2 separate regions of the Homo sapiens genome follow, and region 1 is linked to region 2. The links are chromatin loops, found by intact Hi-C in ENCODE. Cell type or tissue: heart right ventricle. All regions are shown on one strand. Links, peaks and the distances in the headings refer to the core of each region. The heading gives the core; the rest is flanking DNA.

Evidence for each region. Hi-C counts contacts between places; a loop is a spot of excess contacts. Peaks named below come from ENCODE experiments on the same cell type or tissue, not always from the same donor. Only the 100,000 strongest peaks of a DNase experiment are listed, where the experiment ranks them.
Region 1: it touches region 2 in a loop (5-fold over the local background); 2 of 110 quality-filtered maps call a loop at or near these places.

The regions. Positions count from the first base shown.
Region 1 is chr7:101,551,464-101,561,698 of GRCh38, forward strand. COL26A1 (collagen type XXVI alpha 1 chain) reads left to right here. Exons shown (of 13, transcript NM_001278563.3): 11 at 1,863-1,913; 12 at 4,324-4,408; 13 at 5,907-7,561. The coding sequence ends at 6,067. Among named protein-coding and RNA genes, the nearest start is that of LINC01007, 12 kb to the right of the region's middle. In heart right ventricle, for the core only: no CTCF peak of the experiment used is centred there; no DNase peak of the experiment used is centred there; H3K27me3 peaks cover 376 bases.
Region 2 is chr7:101,778,621-101,788,855 of GRCh38, forward strand. No RefSeq gene overlaps it. Among named protein-coding and RNA genes, the nearest start is that of CUX1, 34 kb to the right of the region's middle. In heart right ventricle, for the core only: no CTCF peak of the experiment used is centred there; a DNase peak (open chromatin) is centred at 5,781; H3K4me3 peaks cover 591 bases; H3K27ac peaks cover 1,008 bases.

The DNA.
Region 1 (10,235 bases), core at 3,291-8,290, 230 kb before region 2:
CCTTCTTTTCTCTGAACCTCCCAGAAATAGGCTTAGACAGCCTTCCTTTAATCGACTTTCTTGGAAACAAGAACTTATGAGTCTCCCAGCCTGACCAACATGGTGAAACCCTGTCTCTACTAAAAATACAAAAATTAGCTGAGTGTGGTGGTACGCATCTGCAGTCCCAGCCACTCTGAAGGCTGAGACAGAAGAATTGCTTGAACCCGGAGGCAGAGGTTGCAGCGAGCCAGGATCACGCCACTGCACTGCAGCCTGGGTGACAGAGTGAGACTCCATCTCAAAAAAAAAAAAAAAATTATGAGTATAGACTCCTGCCTCTAGGGCCAAGGAGTCAGGCGCTTCCTTGATGCCCAAGCCTCACTGTAGGGGTGTGGGGCGGGGAGGAGGAGTGGAGCTTTGCTGAGCACCTACTATGTGCTGGCCACAGTGGAGGTGCTCTCTTCCCCCACAGCGCATGTAAGCTTCACAGCGACCCCAAGAGACCATGCTTTATTATCCCCGTTTGCCAAAACTGGCCACTAAGGCTCAGAGAGGTTAAGTAACTTGCCCAAAGCCACACAGCGAGGCAGTGGTGGAGCCTGGATTTGAACCAGGGAGTGTCAAGCTCCCAAGCCATGCCTCCTCCCGTGCTTGTCTAGTGACCAAACACAACACAGGAGACACAATGATGGCACTTCTAGGTGCCAGGCTCTAATCTAAGCTCATTGTCCCTATTGATTAACTTAATCCTCCTAACAACAGATGAGATAGATACTATTACTGATCCCATTTTACAGTTGGGAAAACTGAGGCACCAAGAAGTACAGTGACCCACTCAAGGCCACACAGTAGTAGCTGGACATTTACATGTTACTGTGAGCTGGGCATGGTGGTGGCTCATACCTGTAACCCCAGTGCTTTGGGAGGCCAAGGCAGGAGGATCATTTTGAGGCCAGGAGTTCAAGGCCACCCTGGACAACATAGTGAGACCCACCCCCATCTCTATAAAAATATTAAAAAATTAGCTGGGTTGTGGTGGTGCGTGCCCATAGTCCTAGTTACTCAGGAGGCTGAGGTTGGAGGATCACTTGAACCCAGGAGGTAGAGGCTGCAGTGAGCCATGATCGCGTCACTATACTCCAGCCTGGGCAACAGAGCAAGACCCTGTCTCAAAAAATTGGCTGGGTGCGGTGGCTCACGCCTGTAATCCCAGCACTTTGGGAGGCCAAGGCAGGCAGATCACCTGAAGTCAGGAGTTCGAGATGAGCCTGGCCAACATGGTGAAACCCCGTCTCTACTACAAATACAAAAATTAGCCAGACATGGTGGCGCATGCCTGTAATCTCAGCTACTCAGGAGGCTGAGGCAGGAGAATCGCTTGAACACAGGAGGCAGAGATTGCAGTGAGCCGAGATCACAACACTGCACCCCAGCCTGGGTGACAAGAGTGAAACTCCATCTCAAATAAATAAATAAATAAAATACAATAAAATATGTGACTTTGAATCTGGTATTACTGGCCTTGTGTTGGAGACAGACAGCAGCCCTTCCAGGCAGGCTACTCAATCCTGGAAGGGCCCAGGCATGAACTTGCCGGCTTCCTAGCCTGAGTCTCTTCTGCCCCAGAAGCAGAATGAAGCACTTACAGCCAACCCTGGACACTTCCCTGCCATGCCAGGCTGAGCAGGCTGTGCCCCGGAGCCGTGGCCTCCCCTGCTGTGCTCAGCCCAGGGCAGGAGTCCCCTGGGCCCAGCACCCGTTTCCCAGGCCCTGCCTGCCCAGCCTGCCCCTGACTCCCTGCAGGCCCCCAGGGAACTGGAGAGGGTGGAGAGGTGCCCCCACCTCCCGTTCCAGTGTTGACTGTGTGACTTGCTTCTTAGGGTGAACCTGGCGTGAAGGGGGAAGAAGGAGAGAAAGCCGCCACTGCAGAGGTAACCATGGCTGCCCTTCACGTTCCCTCCCGCCTCCTTGGCTGTGAGCACTGTCACGGGAGGGCAGGTGCCCCACAGATCTGCGCTGACCGTCAGCCAGCCCCGAGCTGGGTGCTGGGCCACCGGGTGTACAGGGCCCCTGCCCTGAGAAGTTCACAGCCCCATGGGAACTCAGCTGAGTACAGCAGTGATTGCAAGAGAGTGAGAAGGTGGCTGGGTGGGGATGCCACAGAGGGGGTGATTGGCCCTTGGGGGGGCTTCCCGGGACAGGGAGAGGAGTCGCAAACTTGTAGGAAAGACAGTCTCCCTGGAGGAGGCGTCAGGCTGCAGAGTCCCTCTCAACGGACCGGGTTCTCCCGTGAATGGCGTCTCGGCATGGGCGTGCTTACAAGGTCAAGGGTGCTGGGGGACTGAAGGGGACAGGGCTGCTGGATGTGGTAGAGGATGGATGGAGGAAGAGGGACTTGCAAACTGGGAATCTGAGGAGAGAAGATTGGAGCAAGCGGAGGCTGGGGCCAGTGGGAGGGGGCAGCCAGGGCACGGGCTTGGCTGTGGGGACCTGCGGCTTCTGGGAGGAGGAGGGGAGGCTGAAGCTGGGGTAGTGGATGAAGGGGATGAAGGGCTCATCTGAGGTCCAAAGTCAAATTCCTCCCCTCAGCTGGCCCTGAGCTAGGTGCTGGGCCACCAGGTGTACAGGGTCCCTGCCCTGAGAAGTTCACAGCCCAGTGAGGGACACAGCTGAGGACAGCAGTGATTGCCAGAGAATGAGAAGGTTGTTGCGTGGGGGTGCCACTGAGATGGGGCCGGCAGGGGGGGCCTTGAAAGCTAAAAGCGAAAGTGCCTGAGCAGGGTTTCCCTTGAGTGTGTCAAAGCTGGGTGGGCAAAACAGCTGGGAGGGCCAGGGCGGGTCCAGGGGACCTTCAGGAAGTCCTTGCAAGACCAGAGAAAGGGAAGAGGCTGGAATCAAGGCCGCTGTGAGGGGTGCAGGAGGTAGTAAGAGGGGCTGAGGCATGAGCCTGATACACTGGTCACTCACAGCAGTACTCTGAGAGGTGACTGTGACCCCCTCCATTTCATAACAGCAACCTGCCTGGCCTGTAATCCCAGCACTTTGGGAGGCTGAGGTAGGAGAATCGCTTGAGCCCATGAGATCAAGACCAGCCTGGGAAACCTAGCGAGACCCCATTTCTTAAAAAAAAAAAAAAAAAAAAAAAGTAATGAGACAGGCGTGGTAGTGTGTGCTTATAGTCCCAGCTACTTGGGAGGCTGAGGCAGGAGGATTGCTTGAGCCCAGGAGGTTGAGGCTGCAGTGAACTACAATCGTGCCACTGTACTCCAGTCTGGGTGACAAAGCAAGACCTTGTCTCTAAAACCTAAAAAAACCCCAAAAAACAAAAACAAAAAAACCAACCACCTGTGGCTTAGGAACATGAGGCTCAGCCAGGTCCCTTGGTCTCCCCTGCTCCTTCTCTGAGTTGGGGACACGACACTGACATCCCTGTCCCAGACCCTGTAATTGGCTCAACTTCCCATTGTCTTTGGTCCCCTGGTGGGCAGACCTTTCTCCTATAACCCAGTAGGATGCTTTTTGGTTTCCTTTTGTTTCATTTTAAGCTAAATTAATCTGAACATAAGACAGATCTGTCATGTTACACCAGCAAAAGGCACCCATTCTGCTGCCAACTCCCAGGGCTGGGCAGGATGGGGACAGTGGCTTTGTCTCCTCATCATCACTTTTCAGAGTGGCCTCGACACCTGCCTTCTCAATAAGTCAGCACCCTGTCTTGGCTGACTCAGGTGTCTCTGTGCACAAGGTCCTCTGCTTGTGTGCAGACCGGGCCCTTGAAATACAGACTCTGCCATCACGCCAGCCTGCCTGCCTGCACTTTGAAATGGTGGCTTTCTCTGCTGTCTTTCTTGCCTGGCATGGCCACACCTACCCTGCCCCTTGCCTGCTGTTTGGTGGCGAGCTCTTGGGCATTCAAGGAAGGAAACAAGCAAAGAACTTCCTACCTTCGGGCCCTGGGATAGGTGCTCTGTCCTGGTTAGGGTATTTTCAGGACATGTGGGGGAAGCTGACAGGCAGCTATGGTGGAAGGAAAAGCTCAGGCTGGAGGCTGACAGGTGTGGATCTGCAGTCTGGATCGGCCGCTTTGCCAGGCTGTGTGGCCGTGGGGAGGTTGCCTGCCCTCTCTGTGTTTCAAGCTCTTTGTCTGTGAACAGGGTTTGAAGCCCTGTCTGGCACATAGTTGATGATGTTCAGTCTATGCTTATTTGCAGTGGTGAGGGTGTCGGGTGGGAAGAGGCAGGGGTGGGGGGCTTTGAGGACACATACACTGTCACTGTATCAGGATGGCCCTGACCCCTTCCTCATGGCCGGCCCTGACCCTGCCTGTTTCCTCCCCGCCAGGGCGAGGGGGTGCAGCAGCTGAGAGAGGCCCTGAAGATCCTGGCAGAGCGAGTCCTCATCCTGGAGCACATGATTGGGATCCACGGTGAGCAGTGACCAGGATCAGCGGGCTGGGAATCTCTCTCCCCTCCTTCCTCTCCCAATGCTGCCCTCATGGCTGCTGCCTAGGGTCTCTGGTCTCCCTCCCTTGCCCCTAGTCTGACCCTCCCCCTCCCCTGCTCAAGGACCCTCAGTGGCTCCCTGCTGCCCTTGACAGACTTCCAAGTGCATCAGCCCAGTTTCCCAGCCCCTCCCTAGTATAGCCATGGTGGGCAGAGCCCTGCCCAGCCATGTTGAGGCCCCTCCCACCTCCATGCCTTTGCTCGGGCCATGCCTCTGCCTGGTGAACACTGACTGCCACTTCGGGACCTGCTCAAAGATCTCGGCCTCTGTGAAGCCTTCTCTGAACCCTCCTCTTTGTCCCTATGGTGACATAGGGGAGGCTTCCATTCCATGCTGGGGTTTCTGTGACCCTCTGGGAGTCCCTTGTGCAGAACAGTGAATGATACCTCTGCAGGGCCTGGAGTAGAGGCCCATCAGCATTTGCTGGAAAATGAATGGATGAATGAATAGGTGAATGGACAGGTGGGTGGGTGAGTGAGTGAGTGAACGAATGGCTGGTTGCCTGGATGAATGTATGCATGGGTGGATGCATAGATAGATGAATGAATGAATGAATGAATTGTTGAATGGACAGGTGGATAGGTGGATGAGTGAGTGGATGGGTAGATGCATGGATGAATAAATGAATGGGTGGATGGATAGATGGATAAATGGATGGATGGATGGATGAGTGGACAGGTGGGTGGGTGAATGAGTGAATGGATGGATGGATGGATGATGGATGAGTGAACAGGTGGGTGGATAAATGAGTGGATGGATAAGTGGGCAGGTGGGTGGGTAAATGAGTGAATAGATGCATGGATGAATGAATGAATGGGTGGATGGGCGGGTGAGTGGACAGGTAGGTGGGTGAATAAGTGAGTGAATGGATGGATGGATGGATGATAGATGGATGGGTAAATGAGTGAATGAATGGATAGATGCATAGATAAATGAATGACTGAGTGGATGGATGGATGGATGGATGGATGGATGGATGGATAGATGCATAGATGAATCAATGAGTGGATAGGTGGGTGGGTGGATAAGTGAGTGGATGGATGGGTGGATGGATGGATGGATGGATGGATGGATGGATGGATGGATGGATGGATGGACGGGCAGGTAAATGAGTGAATGAATGGATAGATGCATAGATAAATGAGTGACTGAGTGGGTGGATGAATGGGTGAATGGATGAATGGGTGGATACACAGATGGATGAATGGGTCAATGGACAGGTGGATGGGTGAATGAGTGAATGAATGGATGGATGCATGGATCCATGAATGAATGAATGCATAAGGGGCTGAAAGCCTGCTGCTGCCTTGCTTCTCCACGCTGGGCAAGAGCATCTCTCCGTGGCCACATATCATGATCAAATGTACCCCCAAGTGTTCCTAAGGCTCTACCTCGAGTCCACCCTCCTGCTCTCCTTCCAGATCCCCTGGCCTCCCCAGAGGGAGGTTCTGGCCAGGATGCTGCCCTGAGAGCCAACCTCAAGATGAAGAGGGGTGGCGCCCAACCCGATGGGGTCCTTGCTGCCCTGCTTGGGCCCGACCCTGGACAGAAGAGCGTGGACCAGGCCAGCAGCAGGAAGTGAGAGCCCACTGCTCCAGGACACCCTGTCCTGGCTAGAGACCCAGCCCCAGAGGCCTGAGCCGCCGCTGTTTCCTAAAGATGCCCCCAGGGGAACTGGGCTCCAGGCATGGATGATTGTGAGGACATGGGGGGCTTTGGGGACAGATAATGTCTCCAGGGGCAGGGTCTGGAGGGGCCAACACCCTCATCAGAGCCCTCCTCTGGCCTGTCCCCTCCCCTACCCCCACTCCCGGCTGGAGACGGGGTCTGGGTGGGCTGGGTGCTGGGAATGAGAATAATCCTAATACCCATCATTTATTGAGTCCCTGCTGTAACTGGCCCTGTCCAGGGAACTTTCGTTACGTTGTCTCATTATTTAACCCTTAGGAGGTAAGCTTATTATCCCCACTTCACAAGGGGACCGAGGCTCAGACGGTAGAAATAACCCTCTCTTGGCCACCAGATCACGGGTGGCAGGGGCAGGATTTGAACCCAGGACCCTCAGTTCCTGAAGCCATGTTCTCTCGACCCTGCCAGCTTCCCCTCTTCGAGAGAAAACTCAGACAGGGAGGGCGCAGGGCCAGAACGGCTCCTTAAGGCAGGCAGGGCTGCGGGGAGGCTGGGCCAGCCAGCCTGAGGGGGTAGGCAGGGTCCTGCAGGGCCTGGGGCTTCCCTTCCTCATCCCCCTTCCCCACTGGCTGGGGGAGCAGCCTGGACTGCAGCTCTCAGAGGCCAGGGAGACCCTGAATAAATCACTGCCAGCCATACGGACTTGAGGACCTTGAGAGAGAAGCATTGGGGGTGCAAGTGTCCACCAAACCAGATAGGCATCCCTGGCCACTGCCTCCCAGTCTTGCTGAGCCCACCCGCTCTCTCTGGGTCCATCCCATCCCTGAGCCAGGGGAGGCAGCATTTCATGGGCATGTCTATCAGAGGTGGGACTTGCAGCCTCTGCCCCACGAGTTTGTCTCTCAGTGGACTCTATAGGTTTGCTACTTTTGCATGACACAGCAAGCCCAGTGTCCCCTTTGCAAGCTGCAGAGAGGGAAACAGAGTCCCAGGCCTGCTGGGAAGAGATGCTCCTGCCTCCCACCTTCCAGAGTTGGGGGCCTGGCAGGCTCCATGGCAGGCACCAGGTCCCTAGCAGCCCAGAACAGCTCTGACTGGAGCCCTCAAGGCCTCTGGGGCCAGGGTCTCCGTGATCAGCTCAGCCCTGGTGTTCCTCTCTTGCTGGGCTGGGACCTGGGACACAGCCACGGCAGCAAACTCAGAGAATTGAAGGTGCTGGCGCCACCCTGGGGCACTCTGTCTTCACAGCAGGAGTGACTGTCTCCAGTGCTCTTGGTACTCCTGTTTGGCTGTGGCCTGGTCCCTCTGGGCCCTGGGATCTTCTTCTGGCCCTTGAGGCAGGTCTGGAGAGGCAGTCTCTGTCTTCATGGAGGGGTGGTCAGAGGCGGGCGGGACCACCAGCCTGTAGCGTTATTATTATATGTGACAATAAAGGTGCTCTCCCCACTGTGGGTCTGTTTGTGTGGTGACAGCTCTGCAGGAGGCTGGTCTGCATCTTACCGGCCAGGTGCCAGGGAAGCTGTGAGCAGCTCCAGCCAGGCCCGGGGTGACCACAGGGCCTCTGTGGCAGGGAGGTCCAGCTCTGCCCTCAGGACCTCCAGGGAGGGGGCTGGGAGTGACACACGATAGGCAAGCCCCGGATTGGGGCTTAACCTGCAAGGGCTCTTGGCTTCACCCAGCAAAGAATTCAAGGGCAAGCTGGAGGCAAGAGAAACAGCTTTATTGGAGGGGCAGGACTACAGCTCCATGACTGCTCGTGCAGAGCAGGGCTTCTCCCCAGGCAGAGAATAGCAGCTCAGGGCAGTTCTGCACCATATTTATACCTACTTTTAATTGCATGCAGATTAAGGGCTGGTTTATGCAGAAATTTCTAGGGAAAGGGTGGTTATTTCCGGGTCATCAGGTCTTTGCCATGGAAAAGGGCAGTGGCTCCTGAGTGTTGCCATGGTGATGGCAAACTGACATGGCACACTGGTGGGCGTGTCCAATGGAAAGATGCTTCCGCTCTGTCCCTGTTTTGGCTAGTCCTCAATTTGGTCCTGTGTCTGAGCCCTACCTCCAGAGTCAAGATCTGTTTCTTACCTCCAGAGGGTGAGGGAAGCCCCTTCAGAGGCCACCTCACCCCTCCACCCAACCACACTGTCTATAAACTGGGCCTGGCCCCCAGCTCTGCAAGAAGGTGAGTTAAGTTGGGGCGGCCTCAGGGCTCTTGGAGGAGCAACCCTGATCCTGCTCCATGCTCCTGTCCAGGTCTGGGGTCAGTGACATATCAGAGACCCCAGGGAGACCCATATACCCTGATGACAAGTCCCAGGTACAACACAGAGACCCAAACCACTGCTGAATCACCCTGTGACCCTTGTAGGTATTAAGCTCTTGCCCTGTGTATTATGTCTGTTCTCACTCTGCCAATAAAGATATACCCGAGACTGGGTAATTTATGGTAATTTATAAAGAAAAAGATGTTTAATGGACTTACAGTTCCATGTGGCTGGGGAGGCTTCACAATCATGGTGGAAGGGGAAAGGCACGTCTTGCATGGCAGCAGGCAAGAGAGAGAATGAGAACCAAGCAAAAGGGGTTTCCCCTTATAAAACCATCAGATCTCGTGAGACTTACTTATTCACTACCATGAGAACAGTATGGAGGAACCGCCCCCATGATTAAATTATCTCCCAACAGGTCCCTCCCACAACACATGGGAATTATGGGAGCTACAATTCAACATGAGATCTGGGTGAGGACACAGCCAAACCATATCACCCTGTGTCCAGTGCCCAGTGCTCAGCTACAGACAGAACCCTGCCTGCCTCTGCCTGGAGCTTGAAATCCTATAGAGAGGGTGAGCATTGAACACCACACCAGGCCAGGCATGGTGGATCACACCTGTAATCCCAGCACTTAGAGAGGACAAAGTGGGAAGATTGCTTGAGGTCAGGAATTCAAGACCAGCCTGGACAACATAGCTAGACCCTGTTGCTACAAGTGTTTTTTTTTTTTTTTTTAAAGTTAGCCTGGCATGGTGGTGGCTTGTCCCTGTAGTCCCAGATACTTGGGAGGCTGAAGTGGGACGATCATTTGAACCCAGGAGTTGGAGGCTGCAGTGAGCCATGATTCCGCCATTGCACTCTAGCCTGGGCAACAGAGCGAGATCCGGTCTCTAAAAATTAAACATAAAAAAACACCACAGCAATCATGTGGAGGAAGGAGATTCCAGGCTGCTCTGAGAGTCCAGGACCCAGAGACCAAAAGGGCAGGGAGAGCAGGGAAACAGAAAGAGAGAAAGAGGGAGGGAAGGGAAAAGAGAGACAGAGCAAGAGGCGAGAGGGAGAGAGAAACAAGAGACAGAGACAGAGAGATGGCCTGCCAGAGCTTCATCTGTCTTTATTTGCTGGTGAATAGGCAACACGTTCCTTAAGCCGGAGCCTCTTCTTCCAAGCCCCATTGGCTCTGGGATACTTCCTCCAGCCACAGGTCCTGGGCCCAGCAGGCACAGCTCATTCAGCAAACAGGGAGACCCGGGGTCGGGCAGGTGCCTGAAGTCAAACCTTGGCAGGAACCACTGGGCAACTGTCCCAGGCAGGGAGTGTGAGTAGGTTTAGGCTGGAGAAATGTCCTCGCCCCTTTTATTCCTTTTCCCAGGGCAGGAGTTACAAAACCACGCATCTTTCCTTCCTTCCTCCTTTCCTTCATGTAACAAATCTTTTATTGATCACCTTAATTGAGCCAGGCCCTGAGAACTTTCCATGAACAAAAGACAGGAATCTCTGCCCTCAATGAACCAACGCTTCAAGGGGAAGAAGTCAAAATAGGCAATAAACAGCCTGGACAACATAGTGAGACCCCATCTCTAAAAAAAAAAAAATTAGCCAGATGTGGTGGCATGCACCTGTTGTCCCAGCCACTTGGAGGCTGAGGCAGGAGGATCACTTGAGCTTGGGAGGTCAAGGCTGCAGTGAGCTGAGATCACACCACTGCATTCCAGCCTGGGCAACAGAGCAAGACCCCGTCTCAAAAACAAAACAAAACAAAACCAAAATAGGTGGTAAGTGTATGTATTTTTAAAGCCAATAAGATGATAGGCTAGAAGCCTAGCCACGTCCAGATGATCAGCAATATGG
Region 2 (10,235 bases), core at 2,776-7,775:
GGTCTTGAACTCCTGACCTCAGGTGATCCATCCACCTTGGCCTCCCAAAGTGCTGGGATTACAGGTGTGAGCCACTGCGCCCGGCCACCACCTTCCTTCCTCTTTCTTTTCTCATTTTTCTCTCCTTCTACCTCCAAGCAGTAGATGGATCTTAGACGCTGGAAACAGGAGAAGCAAGCTCACTTCTTTTCTCTCACCTCTGGTCCGAGCAGGAGAGAGTCGAGTCATTCTATGCCCCACAGTCCATGATTGAATCTTTTCTTTAATATTTATTTATTTATTTACTTACTTATTTTTGTAGAGATGGGGGTCTGGCTATGGTGCCCAGGCTGGCTCGAACTCCTGGCCTCAACAATCCTCCCTCTTTTGCTCTCAAAGTGCTGAGGTTACAGGCTTGAGCCACAGCACCTAGCCTCATGATCGAGCTTTGATGGGAGTCCCAGAGTAGGACCTTCACTACCTTCTGCTTGGAACCAACAGCCAAGTGTCCCTTCTGGCTCATCTAGGCTGCAGCCTGCCCCATTATCTCATCTAAAAGGCCAGTTAGGGCCAAACATGGTGGCTCACGCCTGTAATCCCAGTGCTTTGGGAGGCCAAGGTGGGAGAGTCACTTGAGCCCAGGAGTTGGATGCTGCAGGGATCTACCATCATGCCGTTGCACTCCAGCCTGGGTGCCAGAGCAAGACCCTGTCTCAAAAAAAAAAAAAAAAAGGCAGGAGGCAGTCAGCAATGTTCTTCTCCTTCCTTAAAGGAATGTTTGTGGTTCCAGGACACACAGTCCCTGTTCACTGAGCCAACCCCCCATGCTGGGCTTCTTGTCTAGGAGTGGCAGCTGCAAGTAAGAATGCCAAGACCCTGACCAAACCCAGCATTCCGATGGTCACAGGTCCTTCAGCATCTTCAATTCTAGCTGGCTGCAGCCTCAACCCGGCAAGTGGAGGTCCCCTTCAGGCCTGCAAATGGGGCTCTACCCTGAGTTCTCACATCAGCACATGGCATGGAGCCACGCTTAGGGATGTGCTAGTCACTCTGAGTTGCTTTGAAAGAATAAGCCAGCCTTGGGCCAGGCGCGGTGGCTCACGTCTGTAATCCCAGCATTTTGAGAGGCCGAGGTGGGTGGATCACCTGAGGTCAGAAGTTGGCGACCAGCCTGGCCAACATGGTGAAACCCCGTCTCTACTAAAAATACAAAAAGTAGCTGGGCCTGGTGGTATGTGCCTATAATCCCAGCTACTCAGGAGGCTGAGACAGGAGAATCGCTTGAACCCAGAAGGCAGAGGTTGCAGTGAGGCAAGACTGAGCCACTGCACTCCAGCCTGGGTGACAGAGCGAGACTCTGTCTCAAAAAAAAAAAAAAAAAGTCCGGGCGCAGTGGCTCACGCCTGTAATCCCAGCGTTTGGGAGGCCAAGGCGGGCGGATCACGATGTCAGGAGATCGAGACCATCCTCGCTAACACGGTGAAACCCCTCTCTAGTGAAAATACAAAAAATTAGCCAGGTACAGTGGTGGGCACCTGTAGTCCTAGCTACTCAGGAGGTTGAGGCAGGAGAATGGCATGAACCCGGGAGGCGGAGCTTGCAGTGAGCGGAGATCGCGCCACTGCACTCCAGCCTGGGTGACAGAGTGAGACTCCGTCTCAGAAAAAAAAAAAAAAAAAAAAGAATAAGCCAGACTCATAAATAGCCACTGGCCCAGGGTGGGTTACAGTTTCCATAAAATGAAATAACAAGAAATGTGCTTTGGGTTACTTTGATACTGTATGTCTTTGACAAGAAGTCATGTGTCTTTGACAAGAGGTCAGGTGGACTTTCAGCTTCCCTCTGAGTGACAGAGCATCCAAAAGGATGATGCAAAGAACGTGGCCACGTGGCTGTGGAGCCTGTGGGATGGGGACATGCGGCAGATCCACTCATGTCATGACATGAATGTGGAGCATGAAGGCACCAGAACCACCACACCTCACACCTTGCAGGCTCAGGCATCTGCTGGCCTCTATCATCTGACTGGGGTCTCTGCTAATTGAGGGATAGGTGTGAGAGTGAATAGACACAATCCTGAAAGCCAGGTGGAACAGCATCACCAATGCATAAACATTCTGGCTGCCAAGAAGGGCGCTTCCGGCCGGGCATGGTGGCTCTTGCCTGTAATCCCAGCACTTTGGGAGGCCGGGGCAGGAGGATTGTTTGAGCCCAGGAGTTTAAGACCAGCCTGGGCAAGCTAGCGACACCGCTATCTCTACAAAAAAATAAATACATAAATAACAAAACTATATATATATATATATATATATATATGTCATGAATAGTAGCACACACCTGTAGTCCCAGCCACTCAGCTACTCAGGAGGCTAAAATGGGAGGATCACCTGAGCCTGGGAAGTCGAGGCTGCAGTGACCCTTGATGGTGCCACTGCGCTCCAGCCTGGGCAACAGAGTGAGACCCTGTCTCAAAAATAAATAAATTGGTCAGCATGGTGTCTCATGCCTGTAATCCCAGAACTTTGAGAGGCTGAGGCAGGTAGATCACCAGAGGTCAGGATTTGGAGACCAGCCTGGACAACATGGCGAAACTCTGTCTCTACAAAAAATACAAAAATTAGCTGGGTGTGGTGGTGGGCACCTGTAATCCCAGCTACTCAGGAGGCTAAGGCAGGAGAATCACTTGAACCCAGGAGGCAAAGGTTGCAGTGAGCAGAGATTGTGCCATTGCACTCCAGCCTGGGCAACAAGAGTGAAACTCCATCTCAAACAAACAAAAAAAATTAATTAATTAAAATAAAGAAGGGGCCTTCCAATGTGGGGGCTTATGGGTCCTTGGGGTTTTTTAATCCAAGGCTGAGCAAGTCTGTTTCTCACCAGTGAGGGGTAGCCAAGCTGGTCTGGAACTGGGAGCCTCCATCGATTTCTCCCGATGGCAGCTTTCCAGGTCCACAGTGCTGATTTGTGCTGGAGTGCTATCCTATCTGTTAATCAATGGCATGGGAGAGAACATGGACCGCTGGGCAGATGCCCACAGTGCCTATCAAAGAATAACATTGAGTCTCAGCCTTACACGTTAGGAGGAAATTAATCCACTGCCCTCCCACTCATGAGGATGCTCCTCCCTGGACCCAGACACGCAGTTTGCAAAGTGCTTCCGTACACATCGACACGGTTGAGATGTGCAGCCACCCTATGAGGGAGGCATCCTGACCCTCACCTTCTTAGATGGGAGGAAACTGGCCGGGAGCCGTGACTCCCACCTGTAATCCCAGCACTTTGGGAGGCCGAGGGGGGCAGATCACCTGAGCTCAAGAGTTTAAGATCAGCTTGGCCAACGTGGTGAAACCCAATCTCTACTAAAAATACAAAAATTAGCCGGGCATGGTGGCACGTGCCTCTAATCCCAGCTACTAGGGAGACTGAGGCAGGAGAATCGCTTGAACCCAGGAGGCAGAGGTTGCAGTGAGCTGAGACCACGACACTGCACTCCAGCCTGGGCAACAGAGCAAGACTCCATCTCAAAAAGAAATAATAATAATAAATAAAAATAAATAAAAGGGAGAAAACTGAGAATCAGAATATTGAAGTGACTAGCCTAGGGCCATATGGCTAGTGGGTGGCAAAGACGTGACTCAGAACAATGTGCCCTGGCCCAAGGGTCCCTCTCTCTCCAGAAGACTCCCCCACCTCCAGTCAGGAAATCTTAACTCATATTAAAAGCCAGACACTAGGTCCTAGCCCTGTTTCTTGCACAGTGGGTACTGTCTGGGTGGCTGCTAACTCCTTATCAGAAAGTAGACTTTCAGCCTAATGCAGTGGCTGATGCCTGTAATCCCAGTACTTCGGGAGGCCGTGGCAGGAGGATCACTTGAGTCCAGGAGCTCGAGACCAGCCTGAGCAGCCTAGCAAGACCCCATCTCTACAAATAAAAATAAAAACATGAGTCAGGTGTGGCGGTCCACAGCTGTAGTCCCGGCTACTCAAGAGGCAGAGTTGGGAGGATCCCTTGAGCCCAGGAGGTTGAGGATGCAATGAGCTATGATGGTGCCACTACACTCCAGCCTGGGCCACAGAGTGAGATGTCTCAAAAAAATAGTAGACTCTCTTAGTCAACCAAATTGCCTAACATTCTATCTCTTTAACCATCAGAATATCAGAACCTGGCCCTGAGACAAAAGAATATCTAACTTTCCTTTCTTGCTTTGATAAAAAGCAAAGCCCAAGAGGTAAAGTCAAGGATTACCAACCATTCCCCCCAGCCAGCATCCTGGACTTGGGGTTTATCCCCAGCTTTATGGGGTTCCTGGCCAGGCAAAAGGCAGGCAGGGCTTCCTAGCTCTCTCTATCTTTCCTGTTCCTCTCCTAAAGAAAAAAAAATGTGGTGGGGCCCAGAGCACAAACAAGTTGCAAGAAGATGAGATGATACCCTCTTGTCACCATCCTGGTATTTCAGTATCTAGAGAATGGCGGCTCAGTGCTTGCATTGGCAAAGAAAGTGGGGTAATTGATATACCTTACGACATCTTTCAGAATGTGCTCCTCCCTGCTTTAATTTCAGCCTCAAGGTGTGGAGAAGCAGGCTGCTTTCTGAAAAACAAGAAAAACACATCCTTCCGTTAACCAGGGTACTAAATGGCTTCAGGCCTTTCTCACACCTACAGCCCCAGAGGGCCCCCAAGAGTCCTTGGGTGGTCTAGGAACCTTTCTTTATTATTATCAGGGACAGGGTCTCCCTCTATCTCCCAGGATGGAGTGCAGTGGCACGATCATAGCTTACTGCAGCCTCCAACTCCTGGGTTCAAGCCATCCTCCTGCCTTGGTCTCCCAAAGCACTGGGATTACAGGTGTGAGCCTTAACGCCCAGCCCTAGGAGCCTTTTTTATTGAATCTGTCCCGGTTTCCTCCTGCTGGAGAAGGGGTGGGAGGATGTGCTATGGTTTGGCTGTGTTCCCACCCAAATCTCATCTTGAATTGTAACTCCCACAGTTCCCTCGTGTCGTGGGAGGAATCCAGTGGGAGGTGATTGAATGATGGGGGTGGGTCTTTCCTGCACTGTTCTCGTAATAGTGAATGAGTCTCAAGAGATCTGATGGCTTTAAAAACAGGAGTTTCCCTGCATAAGCTCTCTTTGCCTGCTTTATATCCTGGGCACGCCAGCAGCTGATTAGCTGGTGCCCACCCAGATTAAGGGTGGGTCTGCCTTTCCCAGTTCACCGACTCAAATGTTAATCTCCTTTGGCAACACCCTCATAGACACACCCAGGATCAATACTTTGCATCATTCAACCCAATCAAGTTGACACTCAGTATTAATCATCACAGGTGGGTGTGGGGTTGGATGGCCTTCCAGAAGATTCTGTTCTGAGTGACCTTGGGAAGCCAGGCTGTGACGTTGGAATGAAGGTCCAGAGATGACTGTGTACGAAGGGAAGGTCGAATGTGGGTGGGCAGGGGACAGGGCTTGCTGTGTTTCTGGCATTCAATGTCCACTGTGATGGAGGAAAAAAACTCTTCCTGAATTCCAGGGGGAATTTTGAGTGATGTCAGGAGAAGCAGTCACACAGGTGTGCAATGCATGTTTGCCAAGACAGCCGCATAAGCCATCGGCAGGAATCAAGGTACAGGAAGGGCTTCCTGGGGTACTCAGTTGGGAAAGGGGTGCTTTGGAGTAGCTGGGAGGGCTGGAGCACTTAGAACACTTAGCCCGCTGGGAGTCACTCCATGGACAGAACATGATAAGGCAAAGGCCACATGGAGGACCTGAACACCTCTGGGTGACCTCAGACAGTCACTTCTGGTCTCTGGTCTCCGTCTCCTGTTCAATCATCAAAGCTGTTTACCGACTTCCAAGAGTCACTGTAAGTCCCAAGTGTGGCGACAGGCGTGCAGGAAACTCACACACTATAAATTCCCTTTCAAAAGTCAAGAGGAAGCCGGGGGAGTGGACGTTGGTCTAGACTGCTGTGACATTTCTGAAGCTCCTCTGAAAATCCACCACCATCCGCACTGTGCCAGGAAGAGCCTCTGTCTGAGGACAGCCATTGAGAAGTGGACAAGAGTGGGTACATTTACAATTTGCAGAGAGGAGAAAAACAAAAAAAGGAAGAAAAACAGTCATCCGCGCTGGCTGGCTCACGGTCACACACATTTCTGGGTCCTTCCCCAGCAGGCAATGACATCTGGTAACCCCATTGTCTGCTATCTGCAGGGAAGAAAGTGTTAGACACGAGGGCAGATGGAGTTTGCCTAACGTGTCTGTTCTCTTCTTTGCTGCCTTTTCAACTCTTCTTGGGAATGCAGCAAAATAGCAGCTGTTCATAATTTCATGAATAAAGAACTATGTAAATTTCAACTATGAAAATGTGTTGCGTCTCTTGTGGGCAAAGTGTGGTGTATGCTCCTGCGCCGTCTCTATTTCCATCTCGTGCGCATGTTGGAGTTTATCTAAACGGCACTCTCTGGGTAGCTGCTCAGTTTCAGATTCAGACTTGGCTAATTCATGACAAACGGCTTCGAGAACTATCCCTGCTTAGCCAGAGCAACAGGCTTGGAGGCCAAGCTCTCAGGGTTGCAATTCAAGGCCCATCGCCTCTGAGTAGGATGTCAGTCTCTTCTCTATGCCTTCCTTCCTTTTCTTTCTTTCCTTCTTTCTTTCTTTCTTTCTTTCTTTCTTTCTTTCTTTCTTTCTTTCTTTCTTTCTTTCTCTCTCTCTCTCTTTCTCTCTCTCTCTTTCTTTCTTTCTTTCTCTCTCTCTCTCTTTCCTTCCTTCCTTTCTTTCTTCTTTCTTTTTTTTGGACAGGGTCTCGCTCTGTCGCCCAGTCTGGAGTGCAGTGGTGCAATCTCAGCTCACTGCAACCTCCACCTCCTGGATTCAAGCAACTGTCCTGCCTCAGCCTCCTGTGTAGCTGGGATTACAGGTGTGCATCTCAGTGACTGGCTGATTTTTGTATTTTTAGTAGAGATGGGGTTTCAGTATGTTGGGAAGGCTGGTCTCGAACACCTGACCTCAGGTGATCCACCCACCTCGGCCTCCCAAACTGCTGGGCCACCTTGTGAGCCACTGTGCCCAGCCTCTATGTGTTTCTTTTTATTGATCTGTAAAATGGGTATAATGATGTGGGAAAAAAACAGAAAAGAAAAGAAAAACACACACACACACACATAAAAACAGAACATTTGTGGGCTGGGTGCGCATACCTACTGTGGGAGGCCCAAACAGGAGCATGGCTTGAGGCCAGGAGTTTGAGATCAGCCTGGACATCATGGTGAGACCCCGTCTCTATGAAAAACATTTAATTAGCTGGGCATGGTGGTGCACACCTATAGTCCCAGCAACTTGGGAGGCTGAGACAAGAGGGTTGTTTGAGTCCAGGAAGGAGTTTGAGGCTTCAGTGAGCTGCAGTCGTGCCACTGCACTCCAGCCTGGATGACAGAGACCCTATCTCTAAAAAAAGAAAGGAAGAAAAAAAAACAACATTTGCATAATAATTATGAAAGCCAATTAAGTTTAGAGTTTTCTTCCAAATTCCTGCACAAGACCAAAATTACCAGCAAAGGATTCCAGTCCCTAGGACCTAGATGGGTCTCCATGGGTATACGCAATTCTAAAGCTGTCATATCCTCGACTCCTGGGATCTCCAGGCAGCTTCTGGACAGTTATGGGCACCAACTTGCTGGGGAAGATACTGCACTCTTTGCGAACAGTCTTTCTAGTTCATTTCAGAAGGGCAGGGGGCACCCCTTTTTGGATGGGTGTCATCTGGGAAAGATACTGAACCTATTGTGAAGGAATCCAGTGTGTGGAGTGAGGAACTATGAGTGGACGCTGTAGAAATTCCAAGTTCAGGCTGGGCACGGTGGCTCACACCTGAAATCCCAGCACTTTGGGAGGCCGAGGCGGGTGGATCACTTGAGGCCAGGTGTTCGAGACCAGCCTGGGCAACATGGTGAAACCCCGTCTCTACTAAAAATGCAAAAATTAGCCAGGTTTGGTGGCATACACCTGTAATCCCAGCTACTTGGAGGCTGAAGTAGGAGAATCGTTTGAACCCAGGAAGCGGAGGTTGCAGTGAGCAGAGACCGCGCCACTGCACTCCAGCCTGGGCAACAGAGCGAGACTCTGTTTCAAAAAAAAAAAAAAAAAATTCCAAGTTCAGCCCCTTAAAAGGAGGAGTTTTCTGGTGATGCTCCAGAGATGGACCAGGCTGCTCTGGAAGGATGAGGGCAGAGTCCTGGTTTCCAGTTGGTTAGGGTGCTGCAGAGAAGCACCTCTCATGTTTTGATGCACGCAGGAATCACCTGAGGACCTTGTGCAAATGCAGACTTTAATTCAGCAAGTCCAAGATGGGAGGCATTTCTAACCAGCTCTCAGGTTTTTCTAACCTGATGCAGGTGCAACTGGTCCCCAGACCATACTTAGGACGCTGATCTTTCTTTCTTTTTTCTTTCCTTTTCTTTTCTTTCTTTTTTTTTTTTTTTTAATTTGAGATGGAGTCTTGTTCTGTCACCCAGGCTGGAGTGCAATGGCACAGTCTCAGCTCACTACAACCTCCACCTCCCAGGTTCAAGTGATTCTCCTGCCTAAGCCTCTCAAGTAGGTGGGATTACAGGCGTGCACCACCACACCCAGCTAATTTTTGTACTTTTATTACAGACAGGGTTTCACCATGTTGGCCAGGCTGGTCTCAAATTCCTGACCTCAGGTGATCCACCCTCCTCAGCCTCCCAAAGTGCTGGGATTACAGGCGTGAGCCACCTTGAGAACACTGATCTTTCATATCTCCCCAGCCCCAACGTCTGTCCTTCTGTGATTCTATGATCAAATGACCATTGAGTTAATGGCACAGCGGGTCCTGGTTGGCTTGGACCAGTGAACGTAGCAACAGGAGTTAGAGAACCTCCATTCACAGCGTGTTCTTAATGCCGCCTACTTTTATCCTCATAGACAAATGATTTCTGTGTTTTGTTTTGTTTTGTTTTGTTTTGTTTTGTTTTGTTTTGTTTGAGACAAGGTCTCACTGTCTTCCAGGCTGGAGTGCAGTGGTGCAATCTCAGCTCACTGCATCCTTGACTTCCCGGGCTCAGGTAATCCTCCTACCTCAGCCTCCCAAGGAGCTGGGACTACTGCCCGCCACAAGGCCCAGTTAATTTTTGTATTTTTCATAGAGATGGGGTTTTGCCATGTTGCCCAGGCTGATCTCGAACTCTTGGACTCAAGCGATTGGCCCGCCTCGGCCTCCAGCGACTGGCCCACCTCGGCCTCCCAAAGTGCTGGGGTTACAGGCGTGAGCCACCATGCCAGGTTAACTTTTGTAACTTTTGTAGAGATGGGGTTTTGCCATGTTGTCCAGGCTGGTCTCTAACCCTTGGGCTCAATTTAATGGCCTGCTTCAGCCTCCCAAAGTGCTGGGATGGTTTTCTGTTTTGTGATTAGCAGAGAGAGTTCTGCTGGGATGGTTTTCTGTTTTGTGGTTAGCAAAGAGAGCCCCACTGCACCTGACCCTCCTCCCTGAGGCCATTTGGGAGATTGTGGAGTCAGACCACATTGAAAGCTCAGCTCCAAAGGGCTTCCACTGAGGAGGCTGGGGCTGGTGTGGTTTGTAGCTTCAAAGAACTCAGACAGAGGTCTTTTCCAGAGTCAAGGTGAATAGAAGAAAGCAAATTACAAGAATGTCATTGTGCCTGCAGGCAGGGAATTTGTGACTAAGACCCTATCTCTGTCCTATGTTGCCTATGGCTCCCCCTCATTCCCCAAGCCCAATCCATTCCTGCCCACCCTGATCAACACCAAACCATCAGATTAATCCAAAGCACATCACAAAGATTTTCCTCCCCTTGCCAGGCACCAGGTCTGGAGCTGGGGGCCTTGAGGTGGGCCAAGCACAAGGCCCCTCCTCATGTTGTACCATGAAGACCAAGTGATCAGTACAATAAGAGAGGTGGAAAGGACTCCTGTGGACTGGGGTAAACAGGGTGGGTTTCCCAGGGGAGGTGAGATTTCAGAGGGGTCTTAAATTATGAAGATAAAGATCATTGACCTAAGTGTCCATCAACAGTGGATTGGCTAAAGAAAATGTGGAACCATATATACCATGGAATACTATGCAGCCATAAAAAAGAATGAAATAATGTCCTTTGCAGCCACATGGATGCAGCTGGAGGCCATTATCCCAAGTGAAATAACTCAGAAACAGAAAACCAAATACCACATGTTCTCACTTATAACTGGGAGGTAAACAATGGGTACTCATGGA